Regions from separate parts of the Homo sapiens genome. Here regions 1 and 3 are each linked to region 2. Evidence: read pairs that join two places in POLR2A ChIA-PET (ENCODE). Cell type or tissue: OCI-LY7. All regions are shown on one strand. Region 1 has its middle 4.9 kb from the start of MIR3143. Region 2 holds the start of H2AC14 (H2A clustered histone 14). Region 3 holds the start of H4C9 (H4 clustered histone 9).

Region 1 (4,000 bases), 660 kb after region 2:
TCTCTCCATATCTAGAATGCACATGTCTGGGACTCAAGAAGTAGAGGTGTGAGTGGCACTTCTCATTATTCCTCAGTGATCCATTCAGACAATTTTGTATCCTATCCCTGTGACCTTGATCGAGCTCTGAGGGAATGGGTGTCTTTGTGCCCAGTGGATAAATATTTCCACTAGAGAGCATTGTCACCTTTCAAATCAATTGAAACCTGAAAACTGCTTCTGGCCATTTTAGTCTTTTCATGCCACTGAACCAATATGCAGGGAAAAGTGTCCCTCTACTTGGAGTGATTGCTTCCAGTTTCTAGGAGGTAGTTTGGTGTCTGCTGTACAGTGGAGGTTAAAGAAAACAAAAAACAAACAAACAAACAAACATTACTAATCCAGAGAAGTCTCTAAATGTTTTTTGCCCACAAGCCATGGTCAATTAAAAATTGTGACAATGAGATAAAGAAAAGATCACAAGGACACAGATCCCACAGGAATAAAGGCATATTTTATACTACCATGTAAAGAATTCAGCCAACATGCTGACAGAAGTCAGGATAACAAGAAATGAATTTTATTTTTATTTATTCATTTATTTTTGAGATAGGGTCTCATTTCATTGCCCAGGCTGGTGCCCAGGCTGGGGTGTAGTGGCATGATCATGGCTCACTGCAGTCTCAACCTCCCGGGCTCAGGTGATTCTCCTACCTCAGCCTCCCCAATAGTTGGGAGTACAGGCATACACCACTATGCCTGGCTAATTTTTTGTATTTTGTGTAGAGTCAGAATCTCGCCATTTTGCCCAGTCTCATGTTAAACTCCTGGGCTCAAGTGAGCTGCTCCCCTTAGCCTCCCAAAGTGCTGGGATTACAGGCATGAGCCACCACACCTGGCCTAAGAAATGAATTTTAGAAGGAAGCTGTGATTACTAACCTAAGCCTTATGATCAGCTACAGAAGCAAGGTTCATAACAGCTTTGTATTATGTTAACTAAGTACTTCTCACTTTTTACCCCAGTACATTCTAGGAAGGTGAAGACTAACATTTTAGTTTTAAAGTAGGATTATGAACAAACTGGCATCACCCCCATGAGCTGGCTGTGATTTCACAAATTCCATGTTGGAATGCAATGCAGACTTTTCACTTGAGAAAAGGATAGTACATGCCAAAGGGCAAAAGGGATGGACTGTGCTAGATATTTACTTTTGCCAGCCTAGATTCACTGTCCTCTTCTTTTTTTTTTTTTTTTTTTTCTCTGAGACAGAGTCTCGCTCTGTCACCCAGGCTGGAGTGCAGTGGTGCAATCTTGGCTCACTACAACCTCTGCCTCCTAGGTTCAAGCGATTCTTCTGCCTCAGCCTCCCAAGTAGCTGGGATTACAGGCGGCCACCACCATGCCCAGCTAATTTTTGTATTTTTAGTAGAGACGGGGTTTCACCATGTTGGCCAGGATGGTCTTGATATCCTGACCTTGTGATATGCCCACCTCGGCCTCCCAAAGTGCTGGGATTACAGGCGTGAGCCACCGTGCCCGGCCCACTGTCCCCTTCTTTCATCCTGTGTCCCTAGGAGGCTGATCTATACATGAATTTGATCCTTGTCCTTTGGCTGCTGGTCAAATTTGGCTGATGAAAAGTGAAAATATGTCAGAGAGAGGAAGGAGTTCTTTCTGTTTCCAGATTTCCTTTCCTCTCATTGCCCCTTTGGGCCTAGGTGTGGTAATTACTTATATATGGTATTAGCTTCAAAATACTGCACTATCTCTTGTGGCTTCCTAACACCTTGCTCACTTCTTTTTCAATCTTCAAGCACCCAATTGGTTGTTGTTGTTGTTGTTGTTGTTTGTTTGTTTTTTGAGACGGAGTCTTGCTCTGTCACCCAGGCTGGAGTGCAGTGGTGCAATCTCAGCTCACTGCAACCTCCGCCTCCTGGGTTCAAGGTCCTGCCTCAGTCTCCTGAGTAGCTGGGATTACAGGTGCCCACCACCACGCCTGGCTAATTTTTTTGTATTTTTAGTAGAGACGGGGTTTCACCATGTTGGCCAGGCTGGCCTCGAACTCTGGACCTCAAGTGATCTGCCCGCCTCGGCCTCCCAAAATGTTGGGGTTACAGGCATGAGTCACTGCATCAGGCCCAAAGTACCCAATTTGAAGGACTAATCTCTCCTGATGGGACACTGGCTGACATATTGACCTCTTTTAGCTTATATGCTGCTGTGTTTACAGATATTAAATGAAAATACAAATAAGATATTTACTTTCAAAATATAGTCATTGACATGGAGTTTAAACCCATAAGAACAGATGATCTTAGCCAAAAGGCTGAAAACACTTGGTCTTAGCCAAAAGGCTGAGAAGCGGTGATGATGTGGAGTTTAAGAACCTGATCTGGGCTGGGCGCGGAAGATCACGCCTCTAATCCCAGCACTTTGGGAGGCTGAGGCCGGCAGATCACGAGGTCAGGAGATTGAGACTGTCCTGGCTAACACAGTGAAACCCCATCTGTAGAAAAAATACAAAAAACCTAGCAGGGAGCGGTGGCACGCGCCTGTAATCCCAGCTACTTGGGAGGCTGAGGTAGGAGAATCACTTGAACCCAGGAGGCGGAGGTTGCAGTGAGCGAAGATCGCGCCACTGCACTCCAGCCTGGACTACCGAGCAAGACTCCGTCTCAAAAAAATAAAAAAAGAACTTGATCTGGTAAACCCAGAAGGCATAACGAGAACTAAGAATAAGAGAATACCTCATTGAGGAGGTGCCATATTATGAAAATTGAAGAATGAATAGGAGTTACCCAAGGAGAGGCTGGTAGGACAAACACTCTGGGCTTGGGAAATCGCAAGTGCAAAGCTACAGGAGTACCAGATAGAATCAGACAGACCAATCCCTGAATACACTTTCTAATTCCAGTCCGTTAATTTTATTAAATCTTACAGCTTCAAGTAAATTAGAAAATGCACTGGTTTCTTCAAAAATGGCAATTTTGCTGTGAATAGAAAAAAGTTAGCAATTCTGCTGTGAATAAAGTTAGCTTTTAATAAGTCAAGCAATATCAACGTACACCAGCAATTTTACCTCCTTTTTTTTTTTTTTTTTTTTTTTTTGGTGTTTTCCTTTGTGTGATTCCAAGGCATATTTGGGATCTCAAGTTGATTTACTGATGGCCAGTTCTGAGTCCAGATACCAGTCAGCCTTGTAAACAATCACTATTCCTCCCAGGTGTTTACTATTACACATAGAATCTAGCTTCCCAGGTAAGTGAAGCCATGTCAATAGTTAGCCTGATATAAAATTATATTATTCCGTCTTTAGTTAAGCACCCTTCATTATCCATAATCACATATATTTCCCATATTTTGTCATTGTTAATTATTTAAATCATGCAGCTCCTCTGGGGTATAAACCTTCACATATTTTTAGATGTGACTTTACTATTTTGATTTTCTCAGAATTATTCCTTACAAGGAATGCATGACAACGACTCCATCTGTAATAGGTATGAAGATGAGGGGGAAGGGCGGAACTGAGGAAAAGCATGTATGTATGCATTTTAAAAATTGTGTGTGTTTTAAAAATATATTTTTTTAAAGTATATATTTTAAGTGTGATTCCCATTTTCAGGAATCTTTAGCTATTCACTTTAAACTATTGTAAACACTGTTTGAATAATTAAGTCTAGTTTTATTCTTTCTCATTTGGTATCTATTAATTCAGATATGATCATGATACTCTTCTGGTAGAACCTTTCAACATCTCCCTTTAACAATTCTTACCCAAGTTTCTATATACCTTAGACTAAAGCACATGAGACCAGATAGTTAAGAGAAGGCAGTTATGTGTGTGTTCCATGTTGAGTAGATAATATTCTGATAGCTTTTTCTCCTACTAATTGAGAATCTGATTGGATAAGTAACACCACACTTTCTTTTCCAAATTAGAGTCCAAACAATACCCACCTCAAAAGGTTGTGAGAAATAAATAAGCACATTCATATTGCATATGTAGCCCATAAGTGG
Region 2 (4,000 bases):
ACTGAAGTCTGTCAACACACGGAGACAAACCTTTGCCACAAATCATTGTCTGGTCTGTGGGCCAAACAGACTTTGTCCTAGGCTGTTATGTTATTCAAGCCTATTGAATTCCCCTAAAAATCACTTAATACCCCTGTAAAATCATCCACACTTCCCCAACTCCCTTTTCCCTGAGAAGAAGGGTATGTAATCATCTGTATTCTATTGCATGGGGCGTGGGGGGGAGGGGGAGGGAGTAATCACTGATTCTCCCCCATGCACATTAATAAATTTGTATGCCTTTTCTCCTATTAATCTGCCTTTTGTGAGTTGACTTTTCACCAAACCTTCAGAGGACAAAGGGGAAGTTTTCCTTTGGATTCTACAGTTTCAATAGACAACCAAAAGTTAAAGTTAAAGTTGGGAATTATTTAAATATGCTTCACTCTTTGAATGTATTATTCTTACTTAATCTATTAACATGTATATGTCTTTGCTAACGTTTTGATAATTTATTGAATGGAATCCTAAATTGGAAATTCCTAGCATAAATCACACATATGTTAGAAAGTATTTTTCAGGTTGGGTTTCTTTAAAGAAGTGTGAGGATTCAAAGGCTCTGGAAAAGCAATCTCAGTGCAGATGCCTTTTGAATCCTTCCAGGTATCTGAGTTTTCTCACAATTTTAAAAATTGATTTAAACATAACTAGAATATTTCTGGCAATTTAACTGTAACACATCTACAGAACACTCACTAGGTATTCACAGTGATATTAAGAGCAATTATTTTTTCCAGTTCATTTTCTTTGATTTACCTGATTTTTTTTGAGACAGAGTCTTGCTCTGTTGCCCAGGTTAGTGCAGTGGCGCGATCACGACTCGGTTCACTGCAACCTCTGCCTCCCGGGTTCAAGCGATTCTCCTGCCTCAGCCTCCCGAGAAGCTGGTGTTACAGGCACGTGCCACTGCACCCGTTTAATTTTTTGTATTTTTAGTACAGACGGGGTTTCACCACGTTGGCCAGGCTAGTCTCAAACTCCTGATCTCAAGTGATCCGCCCGCCTCTGACTCCCAGAGTGCTGGGATTACAGGCGTGAGCCACCACGCCTGGACTAACCCTCCACATATTTATTTATGACTTTACCTATAACTTCTGCTTCCCTAAAATGTACAAAACAGTTGCATTCTGACTGCCTCAGAACCACTTTCTCATGGTCTCGGGGGATTGTGTCTTCCCTAAGCCACGGTCACTCATAGTTGCTAATAATCCTCTTTAAAATATTTTGGGCCGGGCGCAGTGGCTCACACCTGTGATCCCAACACTGGGAGGCCGAGGCAAGTGGACCACCTAAGGTCAGGAGTTCGATACCAGTCTGGCCAACGTGGTGAAACCCCGTATCTACTAAAAATACAAAAAGTAGCAGGGCCTGGTGCCACATGCCTGTGGTCCCACCTACTCGAGAGGCTGAGGCAGAAGAATCGCTTGAACCCGGAAGGTGGAGATTGCAGTGAACCGAGATCGTGCCATTGCACTCCAGGGTGGGCAACAAAGTGAGACTACACCTCAAAAACAACAACAAAAAACAAAAAAAAACCCACATATACAAGTACATTTATATGTACGAAGCGAGTCCCAAAGGGTACCTAATGGGAGACAAACTTAACAGTGAACTGGCTCTTTCTTGAGAAACGTGGACGGCTCTGAAAAGAGCCTTTGGGGTGTGGGTCACGGCGGAACTGTTACTGCAGCGAGAGGCTCACTTGGAGCTGGTATACTTGGTGACGGCCTTGGTGCCCTCGGACACGGCGTGCTTGGCCAATTCCCCGGGTAGCAGTAGGCGCACGGCCGTCTGGATCTCCCTCGAAGTGATGGTCGAGCGCTTGTTGTAATGCGCCAGGCGTGACGCTTCTCCGGCGATACGCTCAAAGATGTCGTTGACGAAGGAGTTCATGATTCCCATAGCCTTGGAAGAGATGCCGGTGTCGGGGTGGACCTGCTTCAGCACCTTGTACACATACACAGAGTAGCTCTCCTTGCGGCTGCGTTTGCGCTTCTTTCCATCCTTCTTCTGAGCCTTGTTAATGGCCTTCTTGGAGCCTTTTTTAGGGACTGGAGCAGATTTGACTGGTTCAGGCATGGTGGAAAACAAAATAAAAGACAACCTTAGGGCTGTTTCGTCCTCTTTATTTAAATGTTATTATGCAAATTAGGAGTAGAATAGGTCAGTGCTGATTGGTGATTATCCGTGGATGACGTCAGATGCCAGTTTTGCCCAATCAAAATAGGTATCCTGCATACTCGAGTCCTATTGGTCTAAATAAAAATAAAACGTAAGCCAATCGCACAGCTTCCTTTTCGCGCCCAGTAGAGGCTATAAAATGTACGTTTTTCCAATTTCATTTCAGTCTTTCTTGACCGTAAAGGTAATAGACCTTTTGCCATGTCTGGGCGTGGTAAGCAGGGAGGCAAAGCTCGCGCCAAGGCCAAGACCCGCTCTTCTCGGGCCGGGCTTCAGTTTCCCGTAGGCCGAGTGCATCGCCTGCTCCGCAAAGGCAACTATGCGGAGCGGGTCGGTGCTGGAGCGCCGGTGTACCTGGCGGCGGTGCTGGAGTACCTGACCGCCGAGATCCTGGAGCTGGCTGGCAACGCGGCCCGCGACAACAAGAAGACTCGCATCATCCCGCGTCACCTCCAGCTGGCCATCCGCAACGATGAGGAGCTCAACAAGCTTCTGGGCAAAGTCACCATCGCACAGGGTGGCGTCCTGCCCAACATCCAGGCCGTGCTGCTGCCAAAGAAAACTGAGAGCCACCACAAGACTAAGTAAAGACCGAGTTGAAAAGCGCATAAAAACAAAGGCTCTTTTCAGAGCCACTTCAACAATCATAAAAAGATGACACGAGTCCGTTTTCAGCTGCTTCACCACTACACAGTACACTCATGATGTTTCGGTGTTAATCTTTAACCTGTTTACATTGCCTGAATTTCAAGGTTTTTTTTTTTTTTTTTTTTCTTAATGTAGATACTAACAAGGTACGTTTGCTAACACGTGTTTTCAGGGGTTTTACCTTGGTGGCCAGGCTGGTCTCTGACTCGACCTCAGGTAATCCACCCGCCTAGGCCTCCCAAAGTGCTGGGATTACAGGCGTGAGCCACTGCGCCAGGCCAGTTTGTGGTATCTTGAAGGCATTTTACTGGGACACAACTTTGACAAAAGTCAAAGCCTCTTACTGGGAGTTACATAGTAGGTACTGGTGGGTTTTATTTATGATTCTGGGAAACTCACTGGGCTGTAAGGAATATAGTATAGTATTCGGTTTTTAATATGCTTACTAGAAAAAGTATATGGATTGCTACTAGACAGTGTGTTTCTCTACAGTTTCACAGTCTCTAGATTGAAAACTGAGGGTAGAGTCCTCAGCCCTATTTCCTGGCCTCTAGGAAAGGAGCTGCTCAATGGGTATATTTAAACAAAACCAGACAGTTTTATGTTTACCAATGTATACATTGGTCATGTTTTGTTTTCTATTTTTAATTTTTGCACTTACAAGAGTTTGGAATAAAAAAAAATTGGCCTTAGAAGTTTTCTAATTAAGGGTCTTTCAAACATATACATGTTCGGCAGTGACCCAATAATTACATGTATTTATGTTAGTGTACTGCTGAAATCACATGTTAATAATAGTTAACTTCATTGTATGTGTTCTGATATTTTTCTGTTTAATTCTGTATGTAATTAACCTTTTTGTACCTGGGTGTTATGTTACAAATGTATCCTGTAAACACTTACAATTAGTAAGTGAGTTAAATACTTAGTAACTGCTGGATAAGTAGATGGCCAAGCATAGTAGTCCAAGCTGGTGATGTTCGATGGTAAGGTTGGTTCTGAATACTTATTGATTCCAAGAGCACTAGTGGGTGAATACCTACACTCAGAAAAAAATATCTCTTCTGAGAAAAGCCAAAGGCTATTTTGAGAATAGTGAGGTCAGTTCCTCATGTTATCTTTTTTTTTTTTT
Region 3 (4,000 bases), 680 kb after region 2:
TTTTGTAATACTTTGAAAATTTTAGGTATTGTTAATCATTGCTTATTTAGAAAGTAAGATCAATCTTTTATCAGGTCTTCCCTTAGCTCGCTCTTGATGCTACTCTTACAGCGATTTCAGAAAAGCCTTACTATCCAATTCAAGCCAAATCAGGACATAAGCCGCCTAAATGTTTTTTGTTTTTTTTTTTTCCCCCAGATTGATGCCTGTAGCTCCTGGGGAAAGTGGAAGTCAGATAACTCCTTTATGAAAAGGCAGCATTCAAAAACTATAAAAAATATAAATCCAACATTATTAAAATTTTGCACATCCAAAGATATCACGAACAGTTAAAAACAAACCCACAAGGTGACAGAATATATTTGTCACATACTGACAAAAAGTTAAAACTCAAATATATAAAGAATATTTACAAATCAAATCTCATAAAATAAAAACTGTAGAGAATCTGAATAGACCATTCCGAGGAAAGCGGGAAAATCTCCAAATAGCCAAAAATCTCATTTAGAAAAACTCCGATTTCACATTAGGAAATGCTGATAAACAATAACTCTCAAGCACTGCTGGTGGAATATGGGAGTATAAATTTAAAATACTACCCTGGAAAGCAAATTGTTCATTTTTATTCATGTTGAATATGCACATTTACCAAATAATTCCACTTCCATGTAACCAGAAAATGCACAGCTGTATACAGTGCTGTTTTGTAATGAGGAAAAAAAATCAACAGAGAAATGAATAAAGTATTTACTGACACATTAGAAAACTAGATTAATGGTAAAAATAACCTAGAACTGCACATTTCAACACGGATATATTTCAAGAGCAAATGTAAAAATTCATGACGATTAAAATAGATTAGGGGTATGTGCATCTAAAGTTAAAACGCGTGGGAACAGTAAACAAATTTAGAATATCAGTTTATCCTAGAATATTAGTTAATTCTAGATAGGAAAAAGGGAGGGCTGTGCTACTGAGAAAGGGACATAAGGATTTTAGATGCACTTGAATAAGTGGTGTGGTCACCAGCGCATTTTGTATACTTGATATATTCCAGTATTTAAAAGGCAAACATATAAAGGAATATTATTACTAAGACTCTTAAGACTGCCCTACTGTTCTACAGTAGTAAAAGCATGGTCTGTCCCCCTCCCCCCCATGCAGAGCTCTGTGCCCGCCAAGTCCTCTTAAACCAGCCACCACGAAGTTTTCCTGGAGGTTCTAGCATTTAGTGGAGCCCATCAAACTCATTATCTCCTGAGACGTATTTGAAGGTCCAGAGGGAAGTTAATTATCTAGCCCGCCCCTATTTGGACCGCAGACCCCTTGGCTTTCTAAACTAATCCGAGCGGTAAACCGGCTGCAGGCAATTTCCAGGCAGCCGCCAGAAGTTACTGGCCAGCAGAGGCTCTTCTGGCCTTGGAAAAATCTCGGCCCAAGGTCACCTGTAGTCATCAGCCCATTTTCGGCGTCGAGTTAATCTTGTAAAATAGGATGACAGAACTCACTGACAATGGCCCTATTAAGAGACTCAGTTTGCAGTCATTTCAACTCTTTTGTTGAAAGCTTAGGGGCCCTAAAAAGGGCCTTTTTAGAGAATGACTGGGCTTCAAAATGCCATTTAGCCGCCGAAGCCATAGAGGGTGCGGCCCTGGCGCTTGAGCGCGTAGACCACGTCCATGGCGGTGACCGTCTTGCGCTTGGCGTGCTCCGTGTAGGTCACGGCGTCCCGGATCACGTTCTCCAGGAACACCTTCAACACTCCGCGGGTCTCCTCATAGATGAGGCCAGAAATGCGCTTCACGCCGCCGCGGCGAGCAAGGCGCCGAATGGCTGGCTTGGTGATACCCTGGATGTTGTCGCGCAGCACCTTGCGGTGGCGCTTGGCACCCCCTTTCCCCAGGCCCTTACCTCCTTTGCCGCGTCCTGACATTATCAAGTGGTCAGAGAACAAAGGTCTGCTGCCTGTGATGGCAGCTTTCTTTTATGGGTAACCTCTGCGGACCAGACTGAAAACCGGAAGAGCTTTGGCGGGAAGTCCCTCTGCATTGGGGGAGGGGACCTAAAAGGGAAACAGGCCTGCTGTGCTCTACTCCCTCTTGTTCTCCTTCAGTCCTTTTTAATCCTCAAGACCTAGGCTGTTTTTCCTTTTTTCATTTAACATGATTCCTGCCTCATAACAAAAATGTTAACATTATAGAAGATACATAAAGCAAAAAGAATGTTATCTCTGCATATATGCATGTTTTCCTTTAACATTATTTGTATGGAACTATGCTATTTTGTGGCATTTTTCTCCTTAATATACAATGGAAATATACTCCATATGCTAAATTCCTAGCAATAGAACAAGATAGACTCATAGAATTTAAAGATCGTTCAGGTATATTGCTAAGTTCTTTTCTACTTATTTTCATTTCTAGTGTTTGGGGTGGAGAATTATCCCCCCAAATATCGAGCTTGGTAATGGTGGGTGTTTTTGAAAATTGAGGGTTCTCAGAAACAAGTCTAAGAATCAAGGTCCCTCTAACTTTGTCCTGTTTCTCTTCCCCAAATACAGGGAGGGACTTTCTCTGGAATTTCCTGATATGACCAAGAAAGCTTCTTATCAAAAGAAGCACAATTGCCTTCGGTTACCTCATTATCTACTGCAGAAAAGAAGACGAGAATGCAACCATACCTAGATGGACTTTTCCACAAGCTAAAGCTGGCCTCTTGATCTCATTCAGATTCCAAAGAGAATCATTTACAAGTTAATTTCTGTCTCCTTGGTCCATTCCTTCTCTCTAATAATCATTTACTGTTCCTCAAAGAATTGTCTACATTACCCATCTCCTCTTTTGCCTCTGAGAAAGAGTATATAAGCTTCTGTACCCCACTGGGGGGTTGGGGTAATATTCTGTGGTCCTCAGCCCTGTACCTTAATAAATTTGTATGCCTTTTCTCTTATTAATCTTGTCAGTTGATTTTCAGTGAACTTTCAGAGGCCAAAAGGGAGGTTTTCTCTTGGCCCCTGCACCAGTAGCAGTTCCTGATATGCCTACAACCTTAACTAATGCTGGGTAGAACCATTTAAAGTAATCTAACTTTACTAATAAGGACTTGATTTCTTGTATATAGAAATAACTTTTCAAAAAGTTAATCAGTTGGTTAGTCAGCACAATACATTAACTATTTCCCCCACTGATTTGAGGAACTTATTATCATATACTGAATATATGAGCCACCGCACCCGGCCCATTTGGTGATTTTCTTGCTACTCTTTATTTTAATGAGTACCTTACAGCAGTGCTTGAAGTATTTTCAAAGTATTCCACTTAAATGTCATAAAGTAAATGAAGATAAACTTTTCATTAAAATACTTTAGAAATTTTTGCATTTATGTTGCAATAAAAGAAAACTTGCCATACACCTTTGGAAAACAAAAAAAAATTGATATGACTGGCTGTAACTTGCTGTAGCTGAATTCAGTATATGTTGTAAAGAGGGTAAGGTAGCATAGGTTAATTGAATACGTTAATCTAAGGGTAAATACAAATTAAAAATGAGAGGCTTAATTATCTGTTGAAAACAAAAGACTTCCCTTTCCTTTCCCATCACTTTCAAAATGTCTTTCTCTGTCCTTTTAAAATGTATGTAAATCCTTTTAATGGCTAAATAGGCCTTATAACTCAGAATATTTTCTCAATGCCTGGAGAGCCATCCCTTTGAAATGTTAATCATTAAAAAAGATAGTGGTCTGTCTCCCAGTTTCCAGCGAGAAAATGGGCTGAACTTTAGCTGTCACCTGACTTCGAATTGCAAAACCTATCCAATGTAGCCATACATAATAAGCAAGATTTCTTTCTGCTTTTGCAACCTCTTCATAAGGTTTCCTGTGATAAGCAACTCTCCCTGGTTTAATGCTTATTCAATAATAAAATTATTTCCTTTGTCTTCTTTGGGAGAAGATTTTAAAATTGTATTTCCCCAACATTAGTTAACAAGTATATTTCTCTAC

Evidence for each region. ChIA-PET counts read pairs that join two places held together with the same protein. Peaks named below come from ENCODE experiments on the same cell type or tissue, not always from the same donor. Only the 100,000 strongest peaks of a DNase experiment are listed, where the experiment ranks them.
Region 1: POLR2A ChIA-PET joins it to region 2 with 5 read pairs; 34 of 35 experiments call an interaction of 5 or more read pairs at or near these places.
Region 3: POLR2A ChIA-PET joins it to region 2 with 9 read pairs; 34 of 35 experiments call an interaction of 5 or more read pairs at or near these places.

Annotation. Positions count from the first base shown.
Region 1 is chr6:27,150,567-27,154,566 of GRCh38, reverse strand. No RefSeq gene overlaps it. Among named protein-coding and RNA genes, the nearest start is that of MIR3143, 4.9 kb to the right of the region's middle. In OCI-LY7, no CTCF peak of the experiment used is centred here; no DNase peak of the experiment used is centred here; H3K4me3 peaks cover 4 bases; H3K27ac peaks cover 391 bases.
Region 2 is chr6:27,813,162-27,817,161 of GRCh38, reverse strand. H2AC14 (H2A clustered histone 14) reads left to right here and starts at 2,385. Exons shown (of 1, transcript NM_021066.3): 1 at 2,385-2,860. The coding sequence starts at 2,422. The coding sequence ends at 2,808. H2BC14 (H2B clustered histone 14) reads right to left here and starts at 2,140. Exons shown (of 1, transcript NM_003521.3): 1 at 1,673-2,140. The coding sequence starts at 2,118. The coding sequence ends at 1,738. RefSeq lists enhancers at 1,482-1,531, 1,622-1,681, 1,792-1,911, 2,602-2,751. In OCI-LY7, no CTCF peak of the experiment used is centred here; DNase peaks (open chromatin) are centred at 1,401, 2,241, 3,221, 3,941 and 2 weaker places; H3K4me3 peaks cover 3,780 bases; H3K27ac peaks cover 4,000 bases.
Region 3 is chr6:27,137,242-27,141,241 of GRCh38, reverse strand. It overlaps H4C9 (H4 clustered histone 9), which reads right to left and starts at 1,960. Exons shown (of 1, transcript NM_003495.3): 1 at 1,564-1,960. The coding sequence starts at 1,933. The coding sequence ends at 1,622. It also overlaps a transcript of H2BC12 not described here. RefSeq lists enhancers at 820-1,411, 1,412-2,004, 1,767-2,146. In OCI-LY7, no CTCF peak of the experiment used is centred here; DNase peaks (open chromatin) are centred at 71, 1,221, 2,041, 3,781 and 2 weaker places; H3K4me3 peaks cover 3,604 bases; H3K27ac peaks cover 4,000 bases.